2 separate regions of the Mus musculus genome follow, and region 1 is linked to region 2. A link is a loop called in an ENCODE intact Hi-C map of the cell type or tissue named here. Cell type or tissue: gastrocnemius. All regions are shown on one strand. Each heading gives the region's core, and the rest is flanking DNA. Links, peaks and the distances in the headings are about the cores only. Region 1 overlaps Ablim1 (actin-binding LIM protein 1). Region 2 overlaps Afap1l2 (actin filament associated protein 1-like 2).

What was found. Hi-C counts contacts between places; a loop is a spot of excess contacts. Peaks named below come from ENCODE experiments on the same cell type or tissue, not always from the same donor. Only the 100,000 strongest peaks of a DNase experiment are listed, where the experiment ranks them.
Region 1: it touches region 2 in a loop (6-fold over the local background); 32 of 42 quality-filtered maps call a loop at or near these places.

Annotation. Positions count from the first base shown.
Region 1 is chr19:57,023,341-57,038,209 of GRCm38, reverse strand. It overlaps Ablim1 (actin-binding LIM protein 1), which reads left to right. Exons shown (of 26, transcript NM_178688.4): 26 at 873-5,477. The coding sequence ends at 986. It also overlaps a transcript of Afap1l2 not described here. Among named protein-coding and RNA genes, the nearest start is that of Afap1l2, 22 kb to the right of the region's middle. In gastrocnemius, for the core only: CTCF peaks have their summits at 6,449 (motif pointing right) and 9,628; a DNase peak (open chromatin) is centred at 6,430; H3K27ac peaks cover 3,902 bases.
Region 2 is chr19:56,912,181-56,927,049 of GRCm38, reverse strand. It overlaps Afap1l2 (actin filament associated protein 1-like 2), which reads left to right. Exons shown (of 19, transcript NM_001177797.1): 8 at 1,894-1,983; 9 at 3,433-3,517; 10 at 4,011-4,115; 11 at 6,462-6,673; 12 at 8,923-9,068; 13 at 9,813-9,924; 14 at 10,478-10,726; 15 at 10,808-10,988; 16 at 11,223-11,378; 17 at 12,487-12,680; 18 at 12,797-12,925; 19 at 13,642-14,696. The coding sequence ends at 13,668. Among named protein-coding and RNA genes, the nearest start is that of Vwa2, 45 kb to the right of the region's middle. In gastrocnemius, for the core only: a CTCF peak has its summit at 7,269 (motif pointing left); a DNase peak (open chromatin) is centred at 7,256; H3K27ac peaks cover 681 bases.

The sequences.
Region 1 (14,869 bases), core at 3,130-11,129, 110 kb before region 2:
AGTTAAGGAACCTCCATCTGCCCATCTCAGGAAGAATGAAGTTTCTTTCCATGACACAACACAGCGCTTTTGTGGGAGAGATCGGGCTAGCTCAGGCTATCCTAGTGTTAAAATGGGCTTGACGGGAGGAAAAATCAATGGGAGATAAAAATCCTTCTCTCCTGTTACTGGGCCAGGGGGAAGCTCTGGAGCTCTCCCAGGAAACACCCTGGAAGTCCTTTTCTCTTTGACCGTCACTTGGGTCCATTTTTCAACATCTCAAGGACCTGAAGTGATGCTGTCACATCCAGCACCGCAAGTCACCTTCCTGTGCCCGATCACTAGCCCAGCTCTGCAGTGAACCACATTGGCAGTAGTCTGCCAGGTGTTTCCTCTGGTGGAGGACACTACCTGGCTGTGCCCAGGAAACAAGCCCCAGAGAGAGCCGCCTCTCTCCCCAGTCTGACTGGCTCTTCAGGATGATGTTAGTGTCTCTGAGTTTCTGCAGGGAATGGATTTCAGGACACCGCCCCCCCCAACAGCCGACAAAGTCTGCAGGTGCAGAAAGTGATACGTTCTTTATACATTGTCTCTGCACACCCTCCCTTATGCTTTAAACCATCTTTAGATGACATATGATGCCTAGTGGAACCGAAAGGAGCCGTCCATACTTGCAGAACCGTGTTGTTTGGGGCAAAATGACCAGGGAAACAGTCTGTACATGTGTAAGTCAGAGGCAGTTTGGGAAGGATACTTTTTATCTAAATGGATTGGATTGGCGATGCAGAAGCCAGGACTATGGAAGGCTGGCTACATTCGTAAATTGGAAAAGGCATCTGATGTTCATTGGCGTGGCCGTTAGGACTAACAACCTCTTGCTTCTCTCTTCCCAGCGCCACTTAGCCCCAGAAGTATTTTGGGAGATCTTTGGGATGTCCATACAGGAATTTGACAAGTTACCTCTTTGGAGACGCAACGACATGAAGAAAAAAGCTAAACTCTTCTAAGTCCCTCGAGTAAACGACAATCAGGAAACGAACTCTCAGTGGCGGTGGTGCGTAGAACATTATGCTAAGGCCCAGAACTGATCAGAGAATTTGTTCACCACCGTCTCCAGGCAGCAACGCCAAGGGCAAGTCTGATCTCAGCACCCACGAGCCACATCCTGGGCCAAGCAACAGTAACCCTTGCCAAGCAACGACGGGGTAGAATTTCTATGTTCCCAAATTCAGCAGTAACGTCCACATGGGACCTTTTCACGTGACTCTGTGGGGCTTCTTTCTCCTTTTCACTTTCCCCTTTAACCCATGTCTGACTTAGTGCTGCCTGTGTTGGTAAGAGTCAGCAAGTGCCCTTAGGAAGCCACACGGAGGGGATGCTGGGAGTCCTGACATATGAATCTATTTATTATGTAGTACTGTGGCAGAGAAGGAATCCAGGGGCCTGCACTGATCGGGTAGCAGCTACTTTGCCTGTCCTTGGCCGTCTCCCTCAGCTCTGCCTGGGCTCCGAGGGAGATGGAAGTCCGTCAGGGAACAGGTAGTTCTAAGTGCGTGGCTAAATGATTTGGACAAGCTCCTGTGTGTGCTGAGACCTGGCTGGCCAGCTGCTAGAGGGGAAAAACAATTAAGACAATGGAAAAGGAAAAAGGAATGAAGGAACCTCCCTCCCTGAAAGCTTTTCCTGCTTCTGAGACTGTGTTCAGCCCTTTCCCCTATAAATTGATAGGAACTGTGTGTCCACCTTTCCAAAGAAAGGAAAGACAAAAAGAGTTTCCAGATTGGCCCAGCTGCTGATAGGTGATTTTTTTTGCCCATGAATCATGTATCTCTTAGAGAAGAAAATTCTATGCCCTACCACATCACAAGATCTCCTCCTCAGTGTCTGTCTGTCTGTCTGTCTGTCTGCCTGGCATCTGATGGGTCAGGTCAAGCCCGTGCTGGTTTTGACTAAGGGTAGAGACTAAGGGGAGACTTGTTTTTCTGAAGTAGACTGCTTTCACTCGGCCTGATGGACAAGCCCGCGTGTGTTCACGTCTGTGTGTAACTCACCCAGAGCAGATCTGTGAGTCTCGATGTGCTTTGTAATCTCTGCTTGAGTGTTGCCCATACTGGGCTGTGGCTTTGAAGGTCATTTGCACAAGAGCACGTGACCCAGAGATGGAGAAGTGAGGTTCAGGGAGGGTGCTTAGAGACCAGCCTGTTCTTTGAGCTGTAGAGACTCATGCTGGATTCAAACTGAGAACCCTGGAAGGAAGGCCAGGCTAGTTTAGGGCTCAGCGCGTCTCACCAGAGCCCTTCCATACTCTGTGACTCTCAGTGTGAATTGGAATGCAATTCTTTCCCTAAAATGTGTGGAAAAGGCCACATCATGAGGACTGGTGTGAGTTGGGGTAGGGTCCCCAGAGTCTCAGGAAAGAAGCTAGATCACACTGATTCTCCTGCCGTGGATATGAGTTAAAACCAAGTGGTAAAGCACTTGGATTCACCCCCAATGACCACTCAGCACAAAATGCAGAAATTCCTTCTGAAGGACTAAAGCGACCAGCTGTCTGCCACACCTGCAGTAACACAGAGCAACAGATTCCCAGCCCGTGATGAGAGCCTGTAGCTCGTGACACACTTCTTTGGGTTACTCTGCTACATTTCTGTAAGAGAGTTAAGTCTGAGAACTAGTCTCGCAAGTGTATCTGTTAGTACACTCTGCAAGAGGACTGGACTGCTGGCCTAGGTATATGGATCTCACGCCTCTTGGGGAGACAGATTGCAAAAATGGGTTCCCTGCATGTCTCCGGCTTCTTCCCATGTTCTCATTGTTTTTCTCTAGCTACCCTACTCATCACTGGCTCCCTCAGCACCAGGCCTGTATAACGTGGTTCTCACGTTACCCTGGCAGCATACAGGATGGGGAGTCTGGTGTATTCAGTGTTCACAGTCAGCAGACATGGTGACCTGGTGGGAGACTTTATTTATCCAGTGTGGTGATAGCATGACCCTCCATGCTTCTTACTGGTTAATGCTATTTCTCACAATGATGCAGATTAGGAAAATTGAAGTATTCAGGAAACAGGGGTGGTTGCTAAGGTTCCGTACCTGCTCTTTATAAATTTATAGTGGCTTTATCCTGACATAGGAAAGTTCAGCTGCAGGGGAGGAGGAGGAGACAGTCTTCCTCTTTAAGTTACAGAGAGCCGTAAGCTAAAGGACCTGCCTAGGATTATAATATTTGAAGAATGAACTTTTAAATTCTTGCAATAACGAAACCCTGCCTCCTTGACTATTTGAACTCAGTTCTCCATCTAAACTGGGAAAAAAAACAAACAAAGAAACAAACAAAAAAAATAACATTCCGTATTAGCATAGTAGTCCAAATTGTATCAAGCAAAAAATGTATGGCTAGACAACACCAGTAAGAATCCTGCTGCTCTGGGGGAGGCGGAAGGAGAGCTGGAAAGTCTGGAGTATCGCTCCGTTCCCTGGCAGAAGGTTCCAGCCAGGAGGATGTGCTGAAGATGGTCTGGTCCTAACTGCCAGACACAATGTCCGTGACATTAAAGGCTCCACATGATTGACCACAGCATGGGAGAGCGGTGTTCTTCACTCGACTCCACCCTGCTGGACACAGGAAAATTTCAATTGCTAAAAAAAAATCAAAGCACTCATTCACTTGGGGGGAGGATCCTACGCAGGGGGGACTTGGTGCGTATATTAAGGGCTATATTTTTCTAGCATTTGACCTACTTGCGACTTGATACAGATTGCATAGCCTGAAAGAGGCTTCTGTGGCCACCTGGGAGTCTCAGTGTTTTCTTCAAAACTTCTCCAAGAGAGTCCAGGCTCTCACATCGTCTTCCTGTGCGACCTATTAGAGAGATGAAAAGCCTTTGAAAACAGCTAGCTCTGCATTTTCATACTAGTGTAGAGTTTGTTATGAAATATTTTTACTATGACTCCTTCAACAACTAAATACGAACTGCCTGTTCTCTAAACCTCAAGGAGAAAAACTGGAGTTAATGGGTAATAAGGTGCAAAATAAAGGGGTAAGGGGGGAGTTTTCTATCTGTCCTGTTCTCTGTTATCTCCAAGTCCTGATTCTGTTGCCTCCAGCCCGAGCCTCCTCTCCTCTTCTCTCCCGAGACACAGCCTCACCCGTCATTTCATTCTCTATCCACTGTCTGTCACCTCCAGCATGGAAAGGTTCAGCTGGAGACATTTCTGAAACAGACTACTTTACTTTGAAGCAAACGTCTTTTTTTTAAAGATTGCTTCACCAATGATGCTGTCAGATATATCTGCTTTCTCAAGTTTAAAAGAATTCAAATTAACTTCCTTTGAGTCTTTGTTAAAAGAGAAAATAAAAAAATCTCAAGCAAACTTGGAGTGGCAGTCCAGGGCATGTCGCAGGAGCAGGAGTGGCTCCAAGCTGTGCTCTCCATGAACTCTGGCTCTGGGGAGATTTCTAGTAACTCTTCAATCTGTACTTTCTGTGCCCGCCTCGGTTTTGAGTTGCATTTTTTTTTTCTGTTGTTAGACAAACCAGGGCTTTGTATGCTTGAAGTTCACTGTTTTGTGCCCCCCTTTGAAGAACTTTCTATGCAGAAATAGATGGTCAGGGTTTCGGATTTGCAGTGATGTGTCTTCCGGTGGCAATGGACAGGGAAGGAGCACCCATGTCCACTGGAACGGGAGAACAAGCCTTCGGCATCTACAGGGTTACTGTTTGCATTTTCTACCCACAAGCAGAAGGAGACAGTGACAATGGGCAGTGGATAGCCCTCACTCGTGAGTGTTTAATGTTGCAGCAAACTCACCAAGAAGGAGACAAATGGCTGTTTCGAATGGAAGCTTTCTCAGCAGACAATGTGTGCACAGTAAACTTCAGCAGAGTCCACTTGTTCTCCCGGAAGCTTAATGTAATTGAATGGCAGTTATCACTAAATAAAATTCTTTTCTGAGTCTCTCCCGAGAGTGGCAGTCCTTTGAATCGCTTCCCAGGGTGAAAGATGGAAAGAGATGAGCCTAAGGATACCAGGTTCAAAACGGTTATGACCATACACACAGGCATTTTACCTTATGGAAGAGGAGACAGTTGTTCATGGAATTGATGGGGGAGGTAGAGGGGGTCCTCTAACAAATATGTCTGGTGGTGAATGTGAAAGCTTTCCATGAGATGCCAAAGACCCTACATCGAATTTCCTTGAAGAATGGTTCACGGGATTTCTGTCCCTGATGAAAGACTGCCCATTCACCTTGGTTCCCTCCCCTTGTGGCTAAACGAAAGCAAATGTCCGGAAGTCTTGAGAAGCTGTGTCGTGTTCCCTGTGGAAATGAGTTGATGTGTGCCAGTGCTGAGCACCTGGTATTGAGGTACAGAGGAGGGCTCCGCCTGCAGGCACTGTGGCCGCTGAGCTGCGTGTTCCCAGCTGCCTCTGTTGCGGACAGCCCGCTCCACTCTCCACCCTGTACTCCATAAATAAAGCTACGTGCTTCTGCCCTGAGCGCACCAGCGCTCATTTGTTTCTTGGTCTTTTTGAAGTTTCACCCTATTTTTAAAAGTATGAGCCAAACTTCCAGGAATCAGAGCAAAGAGTGAAACTGCAAACACAGCAGATTTAAATTGTATATTGTGCGCATGCGCAAGCCTGTTGCGTTGTACTCCACCTTAGATCCCCGGGATGGAGAGTTCCAGGCCGCTGTAAGCTGCCTGAAGGGGGTTCTAGGAACTGCAAAAGCAGTACGTGCTCTTAACCACTGAACCGTCTCTCCATCCCACCTGGTATTTTTCCATTGTATTCCTCAGTGCCAGGACATGTATTAAGTAACACATATTTCCCAGTCGTTTATTCAACAATTCAGGCCAGTAGGACCAACTTGACGGGTGATATATTATCAACTAAGAATACTCAGTGGCAGTGTGCATGTGAAAAGCCCTGGATTCAAGACTGACCCCCACAAAAAATGTCTAGTAGCCCTCTTACACTACAGCTAGAACTGAAGTTGAATTCTGTCTGAGGCACAGCAACGACAGACAGTCCCATCTTTTGGATTTGAGGGTAAGACTTTATGAGCCATTGTGAGCATAGGTCATCTCTGTCACCTAGAGCATGGGCCATCTCAGTCAGCTAGAACAAATGGGCCGTGGCAGTCACCGAGAGCATGGTGGTTGGGTGGGCTTCTTCCAATCCCCCACTTTATCATCAACCCTTGTGTGAAGAAAAGCTAGATTCCAATTCACTTAGCTTCACTGCCAGAAGCTTCGGCTTAGTCTATGTTTCAGATGGCTGCTCTGAGCCTCTAACTCACTGTGGCGGTCCCTCCAGGATTCACATGGAAGGCAGAGGCAGGCTGTTCACCAAGGCAGTTGGCATGGCCCGTTTGCTGCTGCTAGAGAATGTGTGAGGAGGCCCAGCCTCCAGTCTGCCACCTACTCAGCTCTGCTTCCACCAGCTCCTGTGTCTGTCCCTAGCTTCACCACCAGGGGTCATCTGTGGTTCTTGCCATGACCTCCTTGTGGCAGTTGGCTTTGGGGGCCACCTTTAAGTTGAAGCTGACTCCTTCCTTGAGTTCACCACACAGAGAAGGATGCATAGAAGGCACTGGCCAGGCAAGAGCAACTTCCCTCTCCCTTCACACCATGCTTCGATCCCTAACCTCTCCTCCTCCAGCCACACCGTGTTTTCTCCCAGTGTCCAACTCTTCAAGGAGGGAGCCTCCCACCAAGAAATGGAGGCTGTGCCCACAGTCAGCTCTGCAAAGTCAGCCCCCATCCATTCTGAGTTACCAGTGCAAATTTCCTGTGGACTCCACTCACCTTATGAAAGATGAGGCCACGCTTGTTTACATCCTTGGCATGAGCCTGTCCTGATGGCCAGCTTACCTTACTCTGGCAGTTCTTGGCACACCGATGATCAACTAAGGTGCACAGTGCTAAGAATGGTTGCCTCGTTAGCTCTGCATGCTTATGCTCTGTGGTTGAAATCTAGTGAGCTCTCTGCTGAATGTCAGGCAGTCTAGCTTCAGGTTACCAGAACTCGCATAACAGCCAACCTAATTTGCTCATCAGCAGAATGGACAAAGTAATGAGAAGCCCGTCCAGGTTATGATAACATGCCGAGCACGTAGTACAGCGCCCGGCACACTAACTGCTCAGGAAACACCAGTGATATTTACAAAGAGTGGTTAGCCATGTAGAAGTGAGAGAGCCACAAGCTCTCTGGGTTGCTATGGCTTCCCTGGAGAGTTTAAAGTGAGCTGTATGAAGGGATGGTGAAGGCAGCAAACCAAGAGTCATCACGCTCACGAGAACTACACGTGAAGAGACCGCACTGAACGATAAGAGTCTCTGGTGGGCCTGGGAAATTGTGCTGGGCGTGGCTGGCTGTGGGCGTGGCTGGTCGTGGGCGTGGCTGGTTGTGGATGTTGCTAAAATCTTTTCCAGGGGAGATATGAATAACGCCTACTCTTCCTTACTACTCTTCCAGTGACACCCTGGTATGAGTCCACCAAGTTCACACTGAGAAACCAATGAATTTATTTGGCTTCTAGAGCAATGGGTGGCTTAGGGGGAGGATCATGGGTGGCCTTGAAACAGCCACACATGAGGAAGGTCTGCACACGGCATGAATTGATTCCTCCATGGCCACAGAGATGAATCACCCTCCCCAGTCCTTCTCATCTTTATGCGACACTCTCTCCCTCAGACTACCTGCAATTAGAGCAAAAGTGTACCCGGTTGGTAGGAGTGGCTGGATACATGGAGGAGGGTCCCAGTGCAGCTCAATGCCTTCCTGCCCCTCCTACGAGGAAATATCAACAGACTGTGTGCTCAGCTGTGGTGATCTTTTGTGAGCAGGTCTGGATGAACTACCAATGTTGACAGTGGTTCGGAGGATCATCCTGTGCCCACGGGTAAGGTCTGGTCCTTTCCTAGATGACCATGTGAGGATTTTCCTTTCTGTTGTGAGCTCTTCCCTCTTTCTCACATATAGACGAAGATCCGACTATTAAAGCATGCCCACCACCTCTTATCCACTTCCAGAACAGCGGCCCTCATTCCCCAGTAGTCTAAGATCGAGGTTCTTGGTGATTAAGAGTCACTAGAACAGAAAGTATCTCAGAGCTGAGTGCAGAGTCTGACAGCCTGGGTTTGAGTTCTAGCTCCACCAGTTATTGGCTGCACAGCTAATGAAGATTTGCTTAACTTCGCTAGGCCTCAATTTCCATTTCTATAAAAAATTAATTATTATTATTAATACCTGCTTCAAAGTAGGACAAGACCCAGCATGGTACAAAATGAGACATCAGACATTGTTTGCTAGCAGACAGCCAGCAATGTAGTAAAGATGGAGACCCGCCCAGCCCTGAGCTGAGCATAGTCTATCTCTTATATTGATCCTTACACTACTTCTCTTTTAGAAAAGGAAACAGACCCAGAAAGATTGTCGTATTCAGTATCACTTGGTGGTTGGCGTGGGGACCTAGGCTTGAAGGCCAGCCTCTCTAGTCTGAAGCTCTGCCTCTATGCAGCTCTCCCCAGGATGACCTGCCAGGCAGCACTGTGCAGACAGGAGGTACCCAGAAGTGCTTCCCACCCCACGGATACCAACGCCACCATGGGAGATGGTGGTGATTTCTGAAAGATCTTAACAACTGAGTGAGTGGTTCCCTTCTAAGCAGCTCAAGGCCGAAAAGCCAATGTTTGGAAATTTCCTCAGCTCAAGAAAGCTGCCAGACCTGACGCACATGACAGCTAGGTCTACACTCAAGACCTACCAACCTCAAGCTGGCTAAAAGCCGGGGAGATGCTTGCTAAGTCCAACCCCATTTGAGGAGCTATTGGCAGTTGTGGGTCCTAAGAGGCTCCAGTAGATGGTCTTGAACTTGTGCACATACAGACAACATGTAAGTGACCTTGCTGGGTTCAAGAGAAAAGAGAACACAGCACAAGAAGTTGGGAGAAGAAAGTGCTCAGGAGGTAGGAGAGGAATTTGAGTAGTCAGAAGGGCAATAGATTTGATCAAAACACATTATATGCATGTATGAAAGTCTCCAACAGTCTAAAAAGCAAAAACAAAAATGCTACCAGCCTGCTCTGCCCCTCCTGCCCATTGCTGGACAGGGCTTCCCACCCCTCACCCCTCCCCGAGTCCCCGAGCCAGACAGCCTTGTCTGGGTGTGGCTACCAGCCCTGCTCTGCTGGATGCAGTCCATTGTAGGCTAGGAAGCAACAAGGAAGGGTGGGGACTCTGAGGCTGGCAACTTTTGGGAAAGCCCAGTGCGGCTGAAGAGCAGTGACAAGAATTTCAGAGCCCCAAATTGATAACCACACCTAGTTCCTTCTCTTCCCATCTGAGGCCCAGACTCTGAGGAGCTGCCCCTCTCGGGCTACAGAACTTAGGGTACAGCAGAGTTAGTAAGAGACACGGGGAAGGAGTCCTATAATCACATCTTTTCCTTTCCACTCTCGACTGGACAAATATGCTCTCCAGAGTCTGCCATTGTTCAGAACACAATAGCAGGCCCTGGAGAGGGCTTTCTGTATTTATTTGTGCTGTCCCCTGCTGCTGCATACTGGCCCCCACCTTTTCTTAACTCAGCTCTTCCCATCAATAAAAAGAAAATCTGGCTTGGGAACCTCTCCCTTCCCCTCAGTGGAGCTGGTTCTGCGTGGGTCCAGCAGGGTGTAGGGTTGTCCATCTCATAACATGTCCATGGGATCTGGTGGCAGCACAGGGCCTTCCAGAAGCTTCCAGGCCTACCCAGACCTGCTGAGACGCCAACTCAAGGGACAGAGGATGCTGAATCTTGTGGTGTGAGATTCCATGACATCAGCAGGTGACATTTGTGGTTGGGGTGAGGGGGGGGTCTACAGAGCCCCAGCTACTAAACTGGATCTTCTATGTGGATTACTCCAGTTAGGCTTGGCAGTGGGATTCTAGTCCCATCCTAAGTCTGGATAGCTTGTTTGTTTGTTTGCTTGCTTGTTTTTTAATTTTGTTTTGTTTTACTGTGTCTTACTGTGTAACATGGTTGGTCTGGAACTTGCTATATAGTCAAGGCTGGCCTTGAACTCAGAGATTCACCTGTCTCTGCTTCCTGTGTGCTGGGATTGAAGGCATGGAACGTGCCAGCTTGAGGCATCCCCAGCTCTCTGGGATCTCCACAGAGTTAAGCATGTGGTTTCTAAAGGATAGAAGGAAAGTCTTCTCAAAGACTAGCAAGGTGGAGCCTGGCCATAAATAACATTTTGTTCTACAGTGAGCCGACGCCGGCACAGAAAATGCAGGTTCTTTGCTTCCTCTTTTGTCCTGAAACATACACTTCTAAAGGAAGGGTCAGAAGAGTTACACTGTCTGATGCTGGCTTCTGGTGTGCAGATAGATGTACATGCAGACAAAGAACCCATATATACCATATGTATGGATTTATTAGTCTACTCCCCATGAGGTGTGCACTGATAAAACATAAAACCATAACTGGTCTGATGAAAGTGTTCTAAAGAGGCACGAGTGTCCTCCCAGTCTGAGGATCAGACTATTGAAACATTGCACCCCAAAACGCTGAAACTTCTCCCAGGAATCCCACGCTAGGAGAAAGAATAGGCTGAAGCTGGTGTGTGCCTGCTGGGGTGGGGTGGGGTAGGGGGACAGCATGGAACACTTGCCTTCTAGAACTTGCAGGAGAGACTAGAGCCCAGACAACCACAGGTCAGTCGTGGGCAGGACCATACCTTGGCCTAGACTGCTTGGGCATATTCACAGCCCTCTGCTTGACTCTTAACTTTAGAACCCAGAAAATGGAAGAGGGGCACTGAATAATTGTCCTCCTTCCAGTGTGTCACCATTGAACAAATTTCCTTTTCCTGGACTTTACTGTTTTCTGTTCTGACTGACTGAAGATAGTAGCCAGTCCTGGCTTCTTAGACTGTTTCCCCAAGTTTGGTGACAAGCCTGCTGACACTAGTTGTATTTTAATCACATGGCTCTCCCTGTATGCTGCCTGGTACAGTTGGTTTCGGTTGTCAACTTGACCCACCTGGGAATGGGAACCTTCAACTGAAGAATCAGCTCCCTCAGAATGGCCTGTGCGCCTGTCAGTAGGACATTTTCCTGATTGCTAGTTGATAGAGAAGGGCCCCTGTGGGTGGTGCCATACCTTAGCAAATGGGTCCAGGCTATAGAAGCAAGCAAGATGAGCAGGCCTTTGGAGAAAGCCGATAAGCAGTGCTCCTCCATGAGCTAAGATCCGGTTCCTGCCTCTAAGTTCCTGTCTGAGTTCCTGCCCTGAATTCCCTCAATGACTGACTGTGACAGAGAAATGGAAACCATCTGAAACCCCTTCCTCCCTGAGCTCCATCATATCGATAGAAAGCACACTTAAAAAAACATCTTGTGATAGGTTGAATAGGAACAGCCCCATGGGCTCTTATATTTGAATGCTTGGTTGACAAAGAGTGCCACTATTTGAAAGGATTAGGAGGTATGGCCTTGTTGGAGTGGGCGTGGCCTTGGTTAGGTGTGACCTTGTTGGGGTGGGCGTGGCCTTGGAGTGGGCGTGGCTTTGTTGGAGAGGGTGTGGCCTTGTTGGAGTAGGTGTGGCCTTGTTGGAGTAGGTGTGGATTTGTTGGAGGAAGTGTGATGTTTGTTTGTTTGTTTGTTTTGAGACAGGGTTTCTCTGTATAGCCCTGGCTGTCCAGGAACTCACTCTATAGACCAGGCTGGCCTAGAACTCAGATCAGAAATCTGCCTGCCTCTGCCTCCTGAGTGCTGGGATTAAAGGTGAGCGTCACCTCGCCCTGCAGAGGAAGTGTGTTAATGAGGTTTCAAGACCCCAAGTCGGGCCCAGTGGCTCTCTCTTCCTGCTGACTTCAGATCCAGTTGAAGAACTCTCAGCTACTTCCCCAACACCATATCTGCCTGCATGCCACCATGCTCCCTGTCTTGATGATAATGGACTAAACCTCTGAAATGCATGTAGCCAAAACTGGACTTCAACTTGTTATGTAGGCAAGGTCCTCTTGCCTCTGCAACCTGAGTCCTTGGATTTCAGGCATGCACCGTGTCTAGTTTATATGGCACTAGGGATCAAACCCAGGGCCTCATGAATGCTAGGCAGGTGCTCTGCTAACCAAGCTACAACCTTAACCTCTCATGTGACAGTGGTTGCTTTTGTTGTTGATTCTCTATAGCTAAGCACCGGCAGCAGGTTGGAGTAATGTCTCTCGGGAGATGAGTCCACCTGGCCGCTATGCCTTAACTGGAACAAGGAACTCTGAAGATAACATTAGAGAAAGGTAGAGATGAGATCAGGTTAGAGTGGCCCTGAGACTGTCTTAGAAGAGACAAGAAACCAGAGGTGGCCTCAGAGAGGCCATGTGACATCAAGCAGAGATTGGAGGTTCCCCTCAAACCAAGGAACACCAGGACCCACCAGAAAGTCTGTAGGTCAGGATGGTTCTTCCCCCAGATCCTTGCCTGCAAGCCCCTTGAGGTGCCAGTAGCCAGGCTCCACCCTCCAGACTATTCTAACAACCACAAAGATCAGCTTGCCACAAGAGCAGACCACAAAACTTCAACCAATCCCAGGCCGCCCTGGAAAGCATCCGCCTCCCCCCACCCCCACCCCCTGAAATTCTATATAAAGCCCACCTCCTGCTTCTTACCAGAGAAGAGGCAGCCACTCTACTCCTTCCTAAATCTCCTGTGTGAGGTTCCTTGTGCCTGTGACTTTGTGGTCCTGGTTCCTGACTACCAGGATACCTTTCTCCTCTGAGCCGTAACACTTGCGTTGCCCACGAGGACATCAGTCAACATGGCTGCTGTTCTCTAGAACTGTGACAGGGAAATGCATGTTTGCTGTTCTAGGCACATACTTTATGGCTCATTGGCACTGCTGTCTTAAGAGGTGAACATCACATGCTGACTGGTGAAAACAGTGTCTACCTCATCGCTGAGGTGGAGCTTGAGACAGTCCCGGCTGCAATTCCTCTACTGGGCTTAGCAAATTCTCTGTTGATCCTCTGGAGTTCGCAGATGGCTCTCTGGTTTTGCAGGTGGTTCTGGAGTCCTGTGTTGAACTCACTGTGGTGTAGCTGCCAAGCAGGGTGGTAGATGGGGCGGCTTCGCCCACAGCCTCCTTTGTTCTTCTCCAGATGGCACATGCAAGGATGGGGCACAAAACTCACCTTAGGAAGAAAAGTGAAACCGGAGGGAATCAGCCCCCGACTCGGTGGACACAGAGCCCCACTCTGGCTCTTCACGGGGGCCCTTCGACTCTCAAGATCCATGGATTGTTTCTCTATTGCTTCTTTCTGCCTTCAGTACCAAGGTTTTAAAAGCATATCTTGAAAGCACTTTAGTTAGCCACACAACTCTGCATTCGTACTTTCTGGAGTATACGGGAGTCTACTCACTTCTGTGAGGAGAAGACACGGTCTCCAGCTTCCTGGGGCCTCCTGGGGCTGGGCCAGTGGGAGGCAGTCAAAGGTCTAGGAAATGAGATGAGTTACCTTGCACGTTTAGTGATACTTTAATAACTAAAATGCTTCTTTCCACTTGTGCTAATTCAATTCTCCATGAGATAAGCCACCTTGATGTTGGTCCCTAAGGTTTCTAAGTTCAGTGATCAATCACTTCAGCATCTGGTATCTAAGGTAGGATGCCCAGCGTTTTGGAGAATAGGAGCACTCTGTAAACAGGGGCAGAGCAGCTGGAACACACCCCGGCCGGCGAGAGTGCAAAGTGGTGTCGCCATTGTGAAAGAGCATTTGCTTCTTATGAAGTGAAGCATCCTTTACCACACAGCCCAGTATTTCACCCAAAACCTTTATGCTATGTTTATGCTAACTTTAATCACAAGAACCAGAAATACCTCAAATATTCTTCAACTGGGAAATGAAAAAAAAAAAAAACACTATGGTTCAGCAATACAATGAGATTTTCTTTTTCCTATTTTGAAAAATGTATATAATATATTTTGATTATGCTTTCCCCTCCTCAAGCTCCTCCCATATCCTCCTCACATCCCTACCTTTCCCAACTTTATGGTCTCTCTCTCTCTCTCTCTCAAAAAACAACACCTCTCAAAAAACAAGAATCAAATCAAATCAAATCATATCAAAACAAGCAAACACACAAAAAAACCAAAACAACCACCAGTTAGATAAAAATATGCCCAAATGAAACAAAACAAACAGTCCACAGAAAAATGCATGAAGTTCATTTTGTTGTGGCCAACTATTCCTGGGCATGGGGCCTGCTCTGGAGTATAGTTGATGTATGTGGTGGTTTGAATGAAAACGCCCCCATAGACCCATAGGGAGTGGCACTATTAGGTGGTATGGTATTGTTGAAGTAGGCGTGGCCTTGTGGAAGGGAGTGTGTCATGGGGGCTGGGCTTTGAAGTTTCAGAAGCTGAAAGCAGGCCTAGTGGCTCACTGTATCCTCCTGCTGCCTGCAGATCTAGGTGCAGAACTCAGTTGCCTCTCCAGCACCATGTCTGCCTGCACATGCTGTGTTTCCTGACGTGATGATCCATGGACTAAACTTCTCAACTGTAAGCCAGCTCCAATTAAATGTTTTACCGTGGTCATAGTGTCTCTTCACAAGAATAAAAACCTAACTAAGACAATCTACCTAGTGACACTCCATTGGAGAAAATGGCTTTTTTCATTTGCAGGTGGATGTTGGTTGCAAATAACTTCTCAGTGAGAAGTGGGATCCCAAGCTCTCCTCTCAATGCTGTGACAACATCCGGCTCAAACTTGTAAGATACTGGTTCCTTGGTACCCTCCATCCTCGCTGGCTTTTACAATCACTTTTACCTCCTCTTCTGTATACATCCCTGAGCCTTGAAAGGAGCGGTAGGTAGGTTTGATGAAGACTATCTCATTT
Region 2 (14,869 bases), core at 3,341-11,340:
TGTATATATTCATGCATGCATATGTATAATGCATATATGATGTATGCATGTATATATGATATGTGTATGTATGAATGCATGCATATGTATGATGCATGCATATATGATATATGATATACACACACTCATACACATATATATGAAGTGATCTCATGTTGGTTTTTTTTTAACATTCTTAGATTTATTTATTTATTTATTTATTTATTTATTATAAGTACACTGTAGTTGTCTTCAGACACTCCAGAAGAGGGCATCAGATCTCATTACAGATGGTTGTGAGCCACCATGTGGTTGCTGGGATTTGAACTCAGGACCTTTGGAAGAGCAGTCAGTACTCTTAATTACTGAGCCATCTCTCTAGCCCTCATGTTGGTTTTTTAATGCATGCAAAGTGCTCCGCCCCAGGACACTTAGGCAGCGCTGAGGCCAACAGAATGCAAAGGGCTAGGCTGGGTCTGCAGCATTTCTAGGACCCAAGGCAGAGTTGCTGGCTGAGCTCCTTCTCTGCTCCCCCCTCCCTTTTGGTTTCCGACAGCCCTGCCCATCCTCAAGCTACTAAGTTCATACAGGCACTCACAAGGGTGCACACTGCACACATGTTTATGAATATGTGCTTGTACAGAGACATGCACATGCTCACTGGTCCTATTTATAGTTCCCAAAACTGTTCTTCGGTCTGCTCTAACCTACCTATCCTTCCCTGGACCCTCATCTTCTCTCCCTGGCATCACAACTCTTGCTGGAGGTTTCAAAGACAAGAGCGCTATTCAACAGACACCAGATCTGTGTCTAGGCTGCACAGAGAAACCCTTTTTCTCCCTGGTCAGATGAATGCTGAGGTAGTGTTGGCTCTGAGAAGCTGCCCACCCCTGTAGCAGGGCAGGATTGGTCAGCTCCCTCCCCAGGCAGGACCTCCATGTGTCTAAGCTAAAAAGGACAGGAGTAAAGGCACCTGTCCTGAACTAAGTCCTCCACACTGAGTCACCACAGCCATTGATACAGTGACTGAGGACAGACTGAGGTCACATAGCTGGCTTCTGATTCCAGAGCCTGTCTGAAATGTTACATATTCTTCATGGATCTGAGTCCCTAGCTGTGGGCCATCTGGGAAGTGAGAAATACCTTCCTTCTCCTTCCTCAGAGCCACTCTTCCTGTTGTTCTTTGTCGCCTCTGATTTCAAAGTTACTTCCACAAACTGTTGTAGGTAGAGACTGAAAAAAATGGAGGGTCCTTGAAGTACACTCACACGTGAAGACACACACACACACACACACACACACACACACCTGTCTGTCGTCCCTCACTCTTTTCCTCCTCTGGGAATCCTCCAGGTGGCCCTGGGCTCAGAAGAGAGTTGCATAGATGCTTAGTGAGGTCAGAGCCACCCCTGACCTGAGTGTCCTCAGGCTCCGCACCAAGTACCAGTAAAACAGGTCCTTTCTAGAGCAGGTGAGATGGCCTGTGGCTGGTGGCTGGTGGCCAGCAAGTGTGCAGAGTTTGCATCAGACCAAAGCAGTATCCAAGCCTGTTTCCAAATGGTGTGGAGACTCCAGAGTGGGCCCACAGCCCTGGAAAGTCAGGCAAGCACCCAGCAAGTGTATGCTCACCACAGGACAGCATCCCTGCCCTCATGGTGGCAGAAAGGTGGCTGACAGAGCCAGGGATGGCTGCTCTGCCATCTATGGGCCTTGATATAGAGACTCCTGAACACCCCCAGATATTGGGGGGTCCTGCAGGGAAGCATAGAAATGGATAGCTGTCCTTGGAACACTTGCAGGCTGTGACTAGGGTACAGGGATTTTGGTTCTGAGGTTCTGTCTCCCCTGCTGTGGGGCTGGGCAGCAAGGCCATGCAAAGACCTGGCCTCAACTCACAGTGCTTCTTTGGTCCAGGTCATCCAGGAGGTGAGTGGCCTGCCTTCTGAAGGAGCCTCAGAGGGAAACCAGTACACACCAGATGCCCAGCGCCTCAACTGTCAGAAAGTAAGGCTCCCACTGTTCAGAGGGAGGGTCCAATTCTGTATCTTCTTGGTAAAACATGGAAGTGTAAAATTGAAAGCCTCGTTCTTGTCCTTCAGCCCAATTAATAAGAAACACACAAGGCTTGGGTAAGCAGGAAGTGAGCTTGTCAGGAAAATGGATGGAAGGGTCCCAGACCTAACTGTTGTCTTACTTAGGGGGGAAATGTTATTAAAGCAAAACTCACTTTGCCCCGTGTTCTTTTTCATATATATAAACCTTTAGAGGACTAAGTTCACTGGGTGTAGCAATGGGTTCCAAAAGACATTTGCATACATAGTATTGATTTTGCACACAGTGTATCGCTCCTTGCCATCCTGCTGGTCCCCTCCACTCTCCTATTCCCCTGATGCATGTCACATACAAATTATGTAACTGTGTAACACTGAGGGGTCCATGCAGTGTTTGTCTTCATGAGTCTGACTTGTTTTCTCCATGTGCCGACCTCTGATCTTCCTGCAGACGACTTGCTTTCATTCTCTTCGTGCCGGAATAAAACTCCATAGTGTTTATTATACCCCACATTTTCTTCAGTCACCTGTTGATGGAGCCTAGGCTGATCCTGCATCGTGGCTACCCTCTATATTCTTGCATAGAATGAATGACTATAGTCTTACACTGGAGATGTATTTTACAAGGCTGGCACTCTTATCCTAGAATCCCGAGCCTCCAGGTGGAGCAATCCTGATGCTGATCCCCACAGATGGCTCCAGGGAGTTTCCTGGCTCAGAGCTATGGGGAGCTTGGGTTGTTAAGGATCTAGGAAGCGGGACTTAGTATAGTCACCTGTGGGTCACCCTTCCTAATTCCCAAGTGTCAGCAAACAGGAAGCCTGGGCATGGGCACAGCAATAACAGGGGCGTGGTATCTCATCTGTGTCCCCAGCACTGGCAAGGCAGAAAGCAAGAGGACTCATAGAATGCTTAAGCAAGGAGTGGGGGTGGGGGTGTGATCTTTTATTCTCTCGGAGGCTGGAGGCCACGTGGCAACCCCCTCAGCCCAGCCACAGGACAGCGTCTTTAGGGCCTTGCCCATTGTTCAGCTGCCAATAGGAATGAGATTGCGCTCCTGTCCCACTAGGTGAGGACAAGGGTCCCTCCTGCAGGTGCAGCTTTCTATCACCCTTGGACCTACTGTCGTATCAGCTCCAACAGCCATTTGGAGCACTTGCAAGCAGGATTAGGTAGGGAAGGTACTCTGAGGGTGGGGGCATGTGGATCTCAGGAAGGAGATGGTAGGTGCTCTGGAGAGCCCCAAAAGAAAGCTTGCCCGGTGACCTTGATTCTGCCTGGTAGAGGTTTGGTTGGGTGTCTCTGATATGCTCACGAGAGCCACCTGTTTGCCTTGAAATTTTAGTGCTCCAGGGAACCATTCCCGGAAGGTGATACCCGTCCGTTTCTTTGTTGTCCACAGCCAGACATAGCTGAGAAGTACCTGTCAGCAGCGGAGTACGGGATCACCATCAACGGCCACCCTGAGATCCCAGAGACCAAAGATGGTAACCAGGCTATGGCCCTCTACCTCATGATTGAGAGAGCAATACTATTGTACGGTGTGAGCCATGGCTATCAGGCTCAACCCTAATTGGGGGGCGGGAGGTGGGGAAGGGGAACGACAGGTAGCTGATTCTAACATAACTTTAAAGCGAACAAAAAGAGTTCGGTTCAGGTTTGCCACAGGCTAGGGAAGAGAACATCCTTCAAGCCCTTCTTTCCCAGTCCTGTCTCAAATCTCTTTGAGGCCACATGATTTATGAATATCCCAGTATTACCTACAGAGATGCCTGTGTATCCCCTTGAGTGTATGACTTTGGGAATAGCTGACTTGGCCCGCCAATCCTCATGTGGGGGGAGATGTATGTATATGTGCATGTGTACCTGTATACATGTGTGTACCTGTACACATGTGTGCACTTGAGTGTAGGTGGGGGGTGAGTCTGCCTGTGGGTAGACTATGTCCAACACTGAGAGCTTTCTCTCTCATCTTGACAGTCAAGAAGAAATGCTCTGCTGGCCTCAAGCTGAGCAACCTTATGAACCTGGGCAGGAAGAAATCTACCTCGCTGGAGCCCCCGGAGAGATCCCTTGAGACATCCAGTAAGTCCCGAAGCGATCACCGGGACCCTGGGATTCTTCCCTGTGTGTCGAGCCCTAGCAAAGGCAGAGGATTCTGAGGCTGGAGAGCACACAGAACTGGGGTTTGGGTTTGTCCCTGCTGTGGGTTGTTCTTTATGCTTTGCCAGGTTCTGTCCTGCTACAGTGTTGGGTCCTTGGAGGAAGCGAGGGATAAGTGGTTGTTGGTATCAGTGTTCTCTCTCTCTCTCTCTCTCTCTTTTTTTTTTTTTTTTTTGGTTTTTCGAGACAGGGTTTCTCTGTATAGCCCTGGCTGTCCTGGAACTCACTTTGTAGATCAGGCTGGCTGCGAACTCAGAAATCCTCCTGCCTCTGCCTCCCGAGTGCTGGGGGGCTTGTATCAGTGTTCTCTTAAGTGCACCGTGGCGTGGGGCAGGCGGTGCTGGAACAGGTGGGTGGAAGGCACAGTCCTGCACCTGCACAAACAGGATTGACTGTCCTCATGGCTATTAGGATCTGGGCATGGAGAACCTTTCTTATCCCATGATCAGAGGTGGCTTTATGGCCTTGACCTTGGAGGGTAGATGGGAACTGAGTAAGTACATGTGTTAGAGCTGGAGGAAAAACCTCTGAGACAGGGACAGGTGAGACCGGGTAGGGGGCGGTGGGAAGCCTGGGCAGCAGGTTCTGAGGGCAGGTGTAGGTGCGGGTAGATTCTCACTGGTCATCCCTCCTCTCACTCATACTTGAAGGAACTGAGGTCAGGAGGGAGACAGGCCAGGCCTAGAAAATATCCTGGTATGGAACCTCTTAATTCCAAGGTTGGACCTTGGGCTGCAATCCTCTCTGGGCCTGGAAGCCACCCCCACCTCCACCTTGCTCACCTCTGGGCCTTTTTCTCGACCCCACTCCCGGGCTCTCTCCTGAGCCCCTGGTTCTCCTGTTGCTTGAGGAAGGCAGGGTAGAAGACAAGGCTTTTCTTTGGAGCCTTCTGCTTCCCAGGCTAGGGTGTGGCCTACTTCTGCCTGTCACTGCCGCCTCAGGAAGCAGAGTGTACAGCCTGGGAGACTGGTCCTAGTGCACACTGGGATGTGACTGGATTGCTCATGGAACTGTTTTATCTTCATGCATAGCCTCCTTCCCGGAGGCTGTGACAGTGAGAACAGACACCCAGGGACTTAGCTCTCACTTCACCTGATCTAAACGTCTCTGGGGCTGTGATAGGCACAGGAGCATCTGTTTGGACTTTAGCTTCTGCTCTCTGGATCCTCAGCTTTGATGTCTTTTCAATGTGGTGTAGAAATGTATGTGAGCCCCACTGTCTATCAGGAGACCAGCTCTGTATGGGGCTGTCTAATCTGCTTCACTGCCTGCTTAGCTGTCGAGGACTCAGAGATGCTGCCAATCACTTAGAACTGAGCAGCTCTACTTCATAAGCCTGTGTATTTGAGAAGGTTAGGCTCAGAGAGGAGACAGCCCATTACGCATCTCCTCTAGGTGTGCAGGAAGCCTAGAGGCCAGGTTTTGCTCATCTTTGTTGCCTGGGGACAAGGCTCCATTGGTATATGGCAGCAGTTCAATAAACGTGGAGAAGCTGAACAATCCGTGAATGAGAAAGGATGTATCCTGGGTATACCCTGGTGCTATAGCTTCTGGGTGCTACAGGGGGGAAATGGGGTCCCCAGTCAAAAGGCTAAAAGCTCCAGTCCTAGGTCCTGGAAAGGCATGTGTCCAGCAGAGGAGGTTGGCACTGAAGCAGAGCTTTGCTGCAGTAGGCCCTACATGTTCTAACAGCAGGTAAACTGAGTCAGGGCTAGAGAAGACATAGACGCACCTGCTCAGGAGGAAAGAGGAGGGTTGGGTGTTGTGGGTAATGTCTGGACCACGTATCAGGGAAGTAAGAAAACTTGAGGCAGCAGGTTTGACTCTAGAGCCAGGAGATTTGACTTGAGACCAGACGTAGGGGGTTGCCTGCTGGAACCGAGAGGCCTGGAGGTGAGGTCTGGTAGAGGACCCGTATGCTGTACAAATACTCACCAGTCCCAGGCTAATAGAGGACAAAGCCCACTTTCCTCCAGCCATACTTTTGCCAAGAACTGGGATAGCTATACTGCCCTGCCCTGGAGTGCCAGGAAGAAAATAATATACTCTGAGATTGACAGATGTCATCTCTGCGATGACATATGACAGGTTCCGAAATGGGTGACACCCAAAGAGACCCAGTGGTAGTGCCACCCCTAGACCCTGTGGTCTTCTAGGTCCCCCTGTAGCCACATCCCTGCTGAAGAATGTCCCGTTAGAAGAGTTGTTCTCTGCGGATGCATGTCTCCTGTGACCTCCTCCTCCTCCTGTCTGCATGTCCTTCTGCAGGCTACCTGAATGTGCTGGTGAACAGTCAATGGAAGTCACGCTGGTGCTTCGTTAGAGACAGCCACCTGCACTTCTACCAGGACCGGAACCGGAGCAAGGTGGCCCAGCAGCCCCTCAGCCTGGTGGGCTGTGACGTGCTTCCAGATCCTAGCCCCGACCACCTGTATTCCTTCCGTATTCTCCACAACGGCGAGGAGCTAGCCAAGCTTGAGGTACACTGACTGTGGGGCAGGCAGGAAGGACGGACAGCCAAGGGCGGGCGGTCTCTTGGCTGTCAACTGAAGTACTGAGGACCACGATCCCACTAAGAGAGGACCAGTGGCTTTTATCTCCATTATCTACAGCTGTTTATGCTTTTAAAAAAAATGTCCATTCTTGTTCAGACCTCAGGATGGGTGGCTTTGTCACAGGGGTGGGACCACAGGCTTCTTTCTGTACAGGGCACTCCGGGAGTACTTTTAGCCCCCATGGTGCCAGAGCAGAGTCTGAAACTCAAAAGGCGTGCTATTTACTGTGTATGTTACCAGCCACAAGAACCCAGAGGCCCGGTTCACAGAAATGAGGGCTGCTGGAATTTATCTGAGATCAGGACTTGCTCTGCGATACAATTACATTTCGGCCTCTCCCTGCCTTTTGGTTTCATGCACTGTTAAAGTTACAAAAACAAGAGATGACATAATACAAGCTTGCTAGGAACCCCACAGGCGGGGCTGAGGTCCTACACACAAGCAAGCACTTGCCCATTAACTCCTGTCCACTTAGGACTTTAGCCACCGGCCTTCCAAGTCCGCTCCAATGCTGCCCCCTAGTGACTAAACCGTCCACACCAACAATGGCCTCACACAGACAGGTCCATCCACTCATTTCGCATTAGCCAACTCCTTGGATGAGGGAGAGAACTTGTGTCTGTCTTCACAGAACTTATTTTCTATTTTGGCAGTGTGATGACATCTGGTGACACAATTAGTTGTTTAGTTACAGTTTCAGGGAAGGACTAGGGCACGGTGAAGGTGACCTAGACCACCAGGAAGCTGCTGCACTTGCCCAGTGTAGGAGCGGTGGCCTGGAAGAGGTCTCTAAAAAGCAGTACTGAGAAATCCAATTGGAAATCAAAGGAGAAAGGAAATCTGTATTCTTTTTCCTGTGGCTGTGAATAAGTGCCTGACAGAAAACAACTCAGAGGAGAAACTGGCTTGGCCCTTGGCTTTAAGAAATACACACAGCCCATCATCCGACAGAGGAAGGCATGGTAACAGTTACAGCCCATCCTCCGACAGAGGATGATGGTAACACCTTGTATCTGCAGTCAGAAAACAGGTGCATACTGGCCTCAGCTTGGTGCTCTTTCTCATTCAGCGCAGGCCCGGGGTCTGTCAGGATGGTTCCAGGGGCTTTTCCTCTCTTCATATAAATCTATATGGAAACATCCTCATGAACATGCCCAGGGGCTGGGCAGTGGTGGTGTACACCTTTAATCCTGGCACTTGGGAGGTAGAGACAGGAGGATCTCTATTAGTTTGAGGCCAGCCTGGTCTACAGAGTAAGTTCCAGGACAGCCAGGGCTACACAGAGGAACTCTGTCTTGAAAAAACAAACAAACCAAACACCAAACCTGCCCAGAGGTGTGTCTCCTAGGTATTTCCAAATCCAGTCAATAAGAAACTGAGGACGAGTGCGGCACCAACAGAAAGTTGAGTTTGGTTTGTAGCTGTATCTCCAGAAGGATGGTAGGACTGAGCGGCCTGGGACCAGAGAGGTAGCTAGTTTTGCTCATAAAAATAAGCCTATGGCTTTTATACAATTCTATTTTCTTGTCACAAAGGCAAGACATAATATTGACATTTGAATAGAAACGTTCAGTGCCTACAGTTGATTGGGATGCACCCCTCCCCCCCAAAAGGAAACACCAGATTTGCTGGGACTCAGTAAATCAGGATTTCTTGCTCTTGTATCAGGTCTTTCAGATTCTTCAACTTTATTGGTGTCATAAAATAAAACCTGAACATGGAAGTGTCTCAGCACTCTCCCATGCATGGGTTAAGATGATAAAAGGGACAATTACTGTCTATGGAAGAGTCTACCTACAATGTATACAGTTATTCAGTAACCAACAGTTTTAGCACCTCCTGATCGATAGCTCTTGATAATCTTTTTTTTTTTTAAACCTTGAGAATGTAACTATTAGCTTCTAGAAACTCACGTCTACAGTCTCATGTGATGCTCCCCACCGATGTCTGGAGTGTCACTGAGGTGTCACTATGGTGACAAAAAGGAGGTGCCACTGCCAGAAAATGCTATTTAGGTTCGCTCGGGGACACAATGTGCTGGTAAAACTGAGGGTGCCCTGAACAGGTCTCATACTTGATGGCAGGGACCGGAGTGAGCTATCCTGGCCTAGAGGGAGGGATTGGCCAGGATAGCATGCCTTCCTTATTCGAGACTCTGCATGTCCTTCTCCTAGGCCAAGTCTTCAGAGGAGATGGGCCACTGGCTAGGCCTCCTGCTCTCAGAGTCGGGCTCCAAGACTGACCCGGAAGAGCTCACCTACGACTATGTGGATGCTGAAAGGGTTTCCTGTATTGTGAGTGCGGCCAAAACCTCTCTCTTGTGAGTAAGAAGAGGCCTTTCCTTGTGTGTCTTTTAATCCAGCCTTGCTTCTAGACCTGGTGGGTAGTAGGGCAGCATGCCCACTGGGAGCTCAGGGTCAGTCGAGTCCTCTTGTTCCTGCAGTAGGGGAGTGCAAAGCAGGGGCCCTGAAGCCACATGGCCCATCCTCGGGAGACCCAGAACAGAGCTTAGCCCCAGGGTCTGTTACCGTTAGATGCTCTCTAGCTCCCAAGCACTGAGTAGGCACCTTTCATGACTTCCCCTGGATTCCTCACTGGGTCTCCAGTGCACTCTGGGAGATTCAGGGCAAGGTAGGTGCTTTCACTTTATAGATGGGCAGGAGTGTCTTGGATAAAGAGGTGCTGCCAGTCAGGAGCCAGCTTGGTCCCTGAAATGGGGCCTGTTCCCTAATGTACAAAATGGGGATGCATCTTATCTGAGGTGCCCCGGGTGCACCGTGGGGGTGAAATGTTCTGGAATCTTGTGGCTGGTACTCTAATGAAAGGGAAGAACCCTTAGAAGATGACTGGAGGACTCTGAGGAGGGATTAGCTTAGGGAAGCTTGTTTTCTCTGGAGGGGAAATCTAGACCCAAGAGTTCTGAACAAACGAGATGGCCATGGCTGGGAGGAGACAGGCATTTATCTCAGGCCTATGTAACCCAGGGCTTTGAGTCTGCATTCTTTGAAGTGGCTGGGGTTCTATGGGGACCTGGATGCATTTTTCACCCACATATGTCTTATAGACTGATGCAGAGAAAGTTCTCAGAGCCCAACACATACATCGATGGCCTGCCCAGCCGGGATTGCCAGGACGATCTGTATGATGATGTGGAGGTATCAGAGCTGATAGCCGTGGTGAGCACTTGGACTGGGGATGGGGTTGGAGGTGAGGGGGTATGATCACAGACAGTCAGACTGTCCCCAAGACCAGCAGTTCCCAGTCACCTACTGGGCCACCCTTTGTGCATAGGGTTGTGTGCATGAGACTCACCTAACTGGAGACCTATCTAGTAAACAATACTTGGTTATTTGCTCTGATCGGTGCTGGGTGTGGAGAATAGATGGTGGGTAGCGTGAGGTAGGAGCATTGGCACATTAGCCTTCAAAGCCTACGTTGGTAGCTGAGGCGGGCCGAGCATGCTGGTGGCAGGGTCCTGGTTCTGGAACGAAGTAGTTGTATCTCCCTCAATCCTGACCCCCCTGTCACTTCCTTCTTTACACAGAATGCTGTGTTCTGAGCCTTCTGACTCTGGGCTCTGACATCCCATCCAGGACCCCACAGAGGGTTCCGTAGGAAGGGAGGAAGCAACACAGAAACTGCAGCATGAGAGGGGACAGGCAATCCTGAGGCTGGGTCCCTTACAGCCAAGGGAATGAGGTAGTAAACACCCCTGGCTTTTTCCTGTAGGTGGAGCCTGCCGAGGAAGCCGCCCCTGCTGTCGATGCTAACAGTGGTAGTGAGCCAGACAGAGTCTACCTGGATCTCACACCGGTCAAGTCCTTCCTGCACAGTAGCAGTGAGGCTCAGGCGCAGGCCTCTCTCCCAGCAGTGCCACATCAGGACGATGTAGCTGAGACCCTCACAGTAGACCCAAAGCCAGGCACCACCCCAGAGGAGCCCCACACAGAGTCTCCAGGAGACCCAGAGGTGCAGCAGGTACAAGCCATCCCAGCAACCGTACCCAGCCACCTCACCAAGCCCTGCAGTCATAGAGCAGTGTATGATCTGTCTTGGCAGAGGCAACCAGAGGTTCAAGAGTCTTCAGAGCCTATCGAGCCCACCCCGCGAATCACCATGGTTAAGCTACAGGCCGAGCAGCAGAGAATCTCCTTCCCAGCCAACTGCCCAGACACCATGGCTTCTGCCCCCATCGCTGCCAGCCCACCTGTGAAGGAGAAGCTGAGAGTGACCAGTGCAGGTATATGGACTAGATCCAGGCTTAGCGCTTTAGACATAGCGAGTCAGCCCGATCCTCTTCTTTCACACGAGAGGATGGGTTCACAGAGGTGAGGGAACCTGCCCTGGACCACCCCAACAACAAAAGTGAGGGACACATCCCACCCCATCACTGTAGGGCTGGCATCCAGCATGGGTGTTCCCCATGCCTCACCCATCCCTGCTGACACAAGCCGGTTCCTTCTCTGGTCTGTAGAGATCAAACTTGGGAAGAATCGGACAGAGGCGGAAGTAAAGCGGTACACGGAGGAGAAGGAGAGGCTGGAGAGGAGCAAGGAGGAGATCCGAGGGCACCTGGCTCAGCTCCGCAGAGAGAAGCGGGAGCTCAAAGAGACCCTGTTGAGATGCACAGGTAGGGGGCCTCTGCATGGAGGGCCAGGGTGGAACTTTGTCTCACTCAACACACACGGGCTTTGAGAGGGAATGAACCTGGATTTGTCATCTACCTCTGGATCCTTTGGCCTGAGTCCCCTCACCCTCACTCAGAAATGACCCTCTTCTTCTGGTCCTGTCTGAGGCTGTCTCTGCCTGGATCCATGAAACAGGGTCAACAGCACCAGCAGGTACTTAGGTTGTTCTCAGGTTGACGATCTGGGTCAGCTGACTGGTCTGCCAAGGCACCTCTATGCTAACCACGCCTGCAGTGCACTTCTTAATTTCCAGGCTCTGGTCTTAGGTGCACAAAGTCGGAGAGGAGAGCTTCCAGGTGATTTTCCAGTCTCAGCCGGCTCAGGCTCATGGGAGGTTTCCTAGCAACTGACCTCTGAGGCCTCTCAGAATTACTTGACCTGGATCTCATTTGATATTTAAATCACAGAGTTGCACTAGCGAGCACAACCAGCCTAACAGGTTTGGGGACAAATCCGACAGGTTCCTGGGAAGCTATGGCATGGCAATCAAAGGAAGACCTTAGGGACAGTCTCTCTACTTTTCAGTTGTCGGGATAGAGTCCATTTGTCTAGCAGTGAACCCATTTAATGTGCACAGGGCAGTGGGTTTTTAATATATATTCAGTTAGCAGTTTCACTGGTGACTTCTCCATTCTTATGACAAAAATACCATGACCAAGGTGATTTATAAAAGAAAGGATGTAAGGTGGGGCTCATAGTTCTGGAGAGGTTGAGTCCATGATAGTGAGTCATGGTGGGGAGATTGTGTCAGCCAGCAGGCAGGCACTGGAGAGGTAGCTGAGAGCTCAAAGTTGAGACAGAACCACAAAGCACAGAGAGCATTCTAACCGAGAATGACTGACGCACCCTCTCTCCAGAAAGGCCACACCTTCTCTCCAGCGGGGCCACACCTCCTAATCCTTCCCAAACAGTTCCACCTTCTGGAGACCAAGCATTCAAACATAGGAGCCCATGGACGTCATTCTCACTCAGACTACCACGTCATAATTTGTTTCTTGAACCCCAGAGAAACCTTCCTCTACCCAGCATGGTTCTCTATCCTCTCTACAGATAAGGGGGTCCTGGCCAAGCTGGAGCAGACACTGAAGAAAATAGACGAGGAATGCCGGATGGAGGAGAGCAGGCGTGTGGACCTTGAGCTCAGCATCATGGAGGTGAAGGACAACCTGAAGAAGGCAGAGGCTGGGCCCGTGACCCTGGGCACCACTGTGGATACCACGCACCTGGACAACATGAGCCCTCGTGTGAGTGCTGGGCTCTGGAGGGCCTGTGAGCTCTACACGGGGCCTCCTGGCACAGGGTGGTAGAGGTGGGTTTTATATACATAGTAATTTGACCCAGTCCTTGTTCTCCTTCTCAGCCACAGCCCAAAGCTGCCACCCCCAACCCCCCACCAGACTCCACGCCAGTCAACTCTGCATCTGTGCTCAAGAACAGGCCTCTTTCCGTCATGGTCACAGGCAAAGGCACTGTCCTGCAGAAAGCCAAGGTGAGTGGCCTCTCTTCAGCTGCAGATGAAGCCTTGTGGCTTTTGCACTAGCTCTGAGTGAGAGATATGCTCTCAGCAGAATGCCACTTGTGGCCCGGCCCGGGCTTTACCACTGATTAACCAGGAAAGTGCTTATATTTACCAAGTGTTCTTCCCAGTGAGCCTGAGGGCACCCCCACCCACGACCTCCCCACCACTCAGGAGTAGATTCCAGGGACAGGCTGTGACTGAAATGTTTCCAACCCAAAAGGTTTCTAACATCAAAACCAGAGAAGCCAGTGACAAAAGGCTCAATAAAGTAGAAACAGGACCTAACCCCATGACATAGTTTCTCCCCGAGGGCAAAAGGAGAAGGCTCTTTAATCTGTAACTCAGTACAGTAAGAAACTCGAGTGGAGTGACGTGTTGGCTTTGACAAGCTCTGCTCTTTGTTCCTGTCCTGTGCAGATGCTGAAAAAGTCAGACACCCCCACCCTCACCAATGATGAACTATTAAATCCATTTAATTGCATACGCCTCTACTGCCTCACCCCTGCAGACATCACTAATCAATCACAGCATTCGGCTGTGCTCCTCCTAGGGATGAGGCTAGCTCTGTTGGTAACTGCTTTGGAGCGACGTTAATTTTTCTTACCCTTTTCTACATACATGGCGGTAGATACAGTGGATAACTTTCTTTTGGGGGTGGGGTGGGGTGCTTTGTGTCTGTACTGTAGGAATGGGAGAAGAAAGGAGCCAGTTAGGAGACAAGAATTGCCTAAAGACTCTTATGTGACTGTGGACCTTGGTGACAATCCTGCTCTGGACAAGTCTTCAATAAAACAGCAACTCTGAGGAAAGGTGAGTCTGTTTACAAGACAAAGCAAGGGATGAGGCGCTCGCTGCAAACGGAGCTTCGGTTAAGAGAAGGCCCTGTCTCCTCCTCAAGCCAAAGGGATCCCAGCAGCAGCATCGTGGTGGCATCTTTGGAGTCGAAATCTACTGGCTGTCAATGAGACAATGTACCTTCCCTTTTCTTTTTAAAGATTTCATCCATCACTCAACTGTTTTACCAAGATTTTTCAGGTGTGAAAAAATGACCACATTGCTTCTGGTTATGAGAAAAATCTAAATTCCTGACCCCCTTATCTTTCATCCTGTATTTGGCAATGTTGAGGTTTAAATCATGCATTGTCTTCATGTTTGCCCAAATTGGGTGGGCTCCATGTGGTCTCTGATGGTCTTAAAGAACATTAGAACCCTGTAATCAGTAGAAGAGGGACATATTGGGAACCAAGCCAAGGCACTGACCCCCTTGGGGTCACTAAGGACTTCCCCCCAGTCCAGGAAAACTTTAAACAATGCTGTATTATATAGGGGGAAAATTCCTGTGTTTACAGACTGTCCTGTGGCCAGGCCACTTTTAAGAGTTGGTCAATTACCTCTTCATTACCATTGTAAAGATGTTTTAAATTTCTGGTCCCCTTGCAAGGAAAACAGCCGTGAATTAGCCTGTCTAGTCTGTCAGACTGGCAGCCAGTGCTGTCTTTATGTGCTGTCTCTCTGGGACAGCACTAGCACAAGTTGATACATTTCATCTGTTACCTGCCCCATTTCTGAGCATTTGGAACTAGTTACCTAACACTGGTTTCTGAAGGCTAAATGTTTTTACGCATATATTATTGTCTTTCTAATCCCAGGGCATTTATTTCCTGTATCATAAACACTTGGTGACCTTTATCAAGTGGTGAGTTAGAATTTTTTTTTTAAATAAAATGTTCATTGTATTTTGGGTTTCCCTTGTATTTCATGGCATGGGGCAAAGGTCTTGATTTTTTTACACACTGATATATACTATAAAAACTGGCAGAGCCACATAGGGAAGCCTAGTAAGAGACTTTCAGGCTCCTTAACCCAGTAACCTGAAAGAGAGCATTGATTGTGTAACTAACAAGGTTCCACACA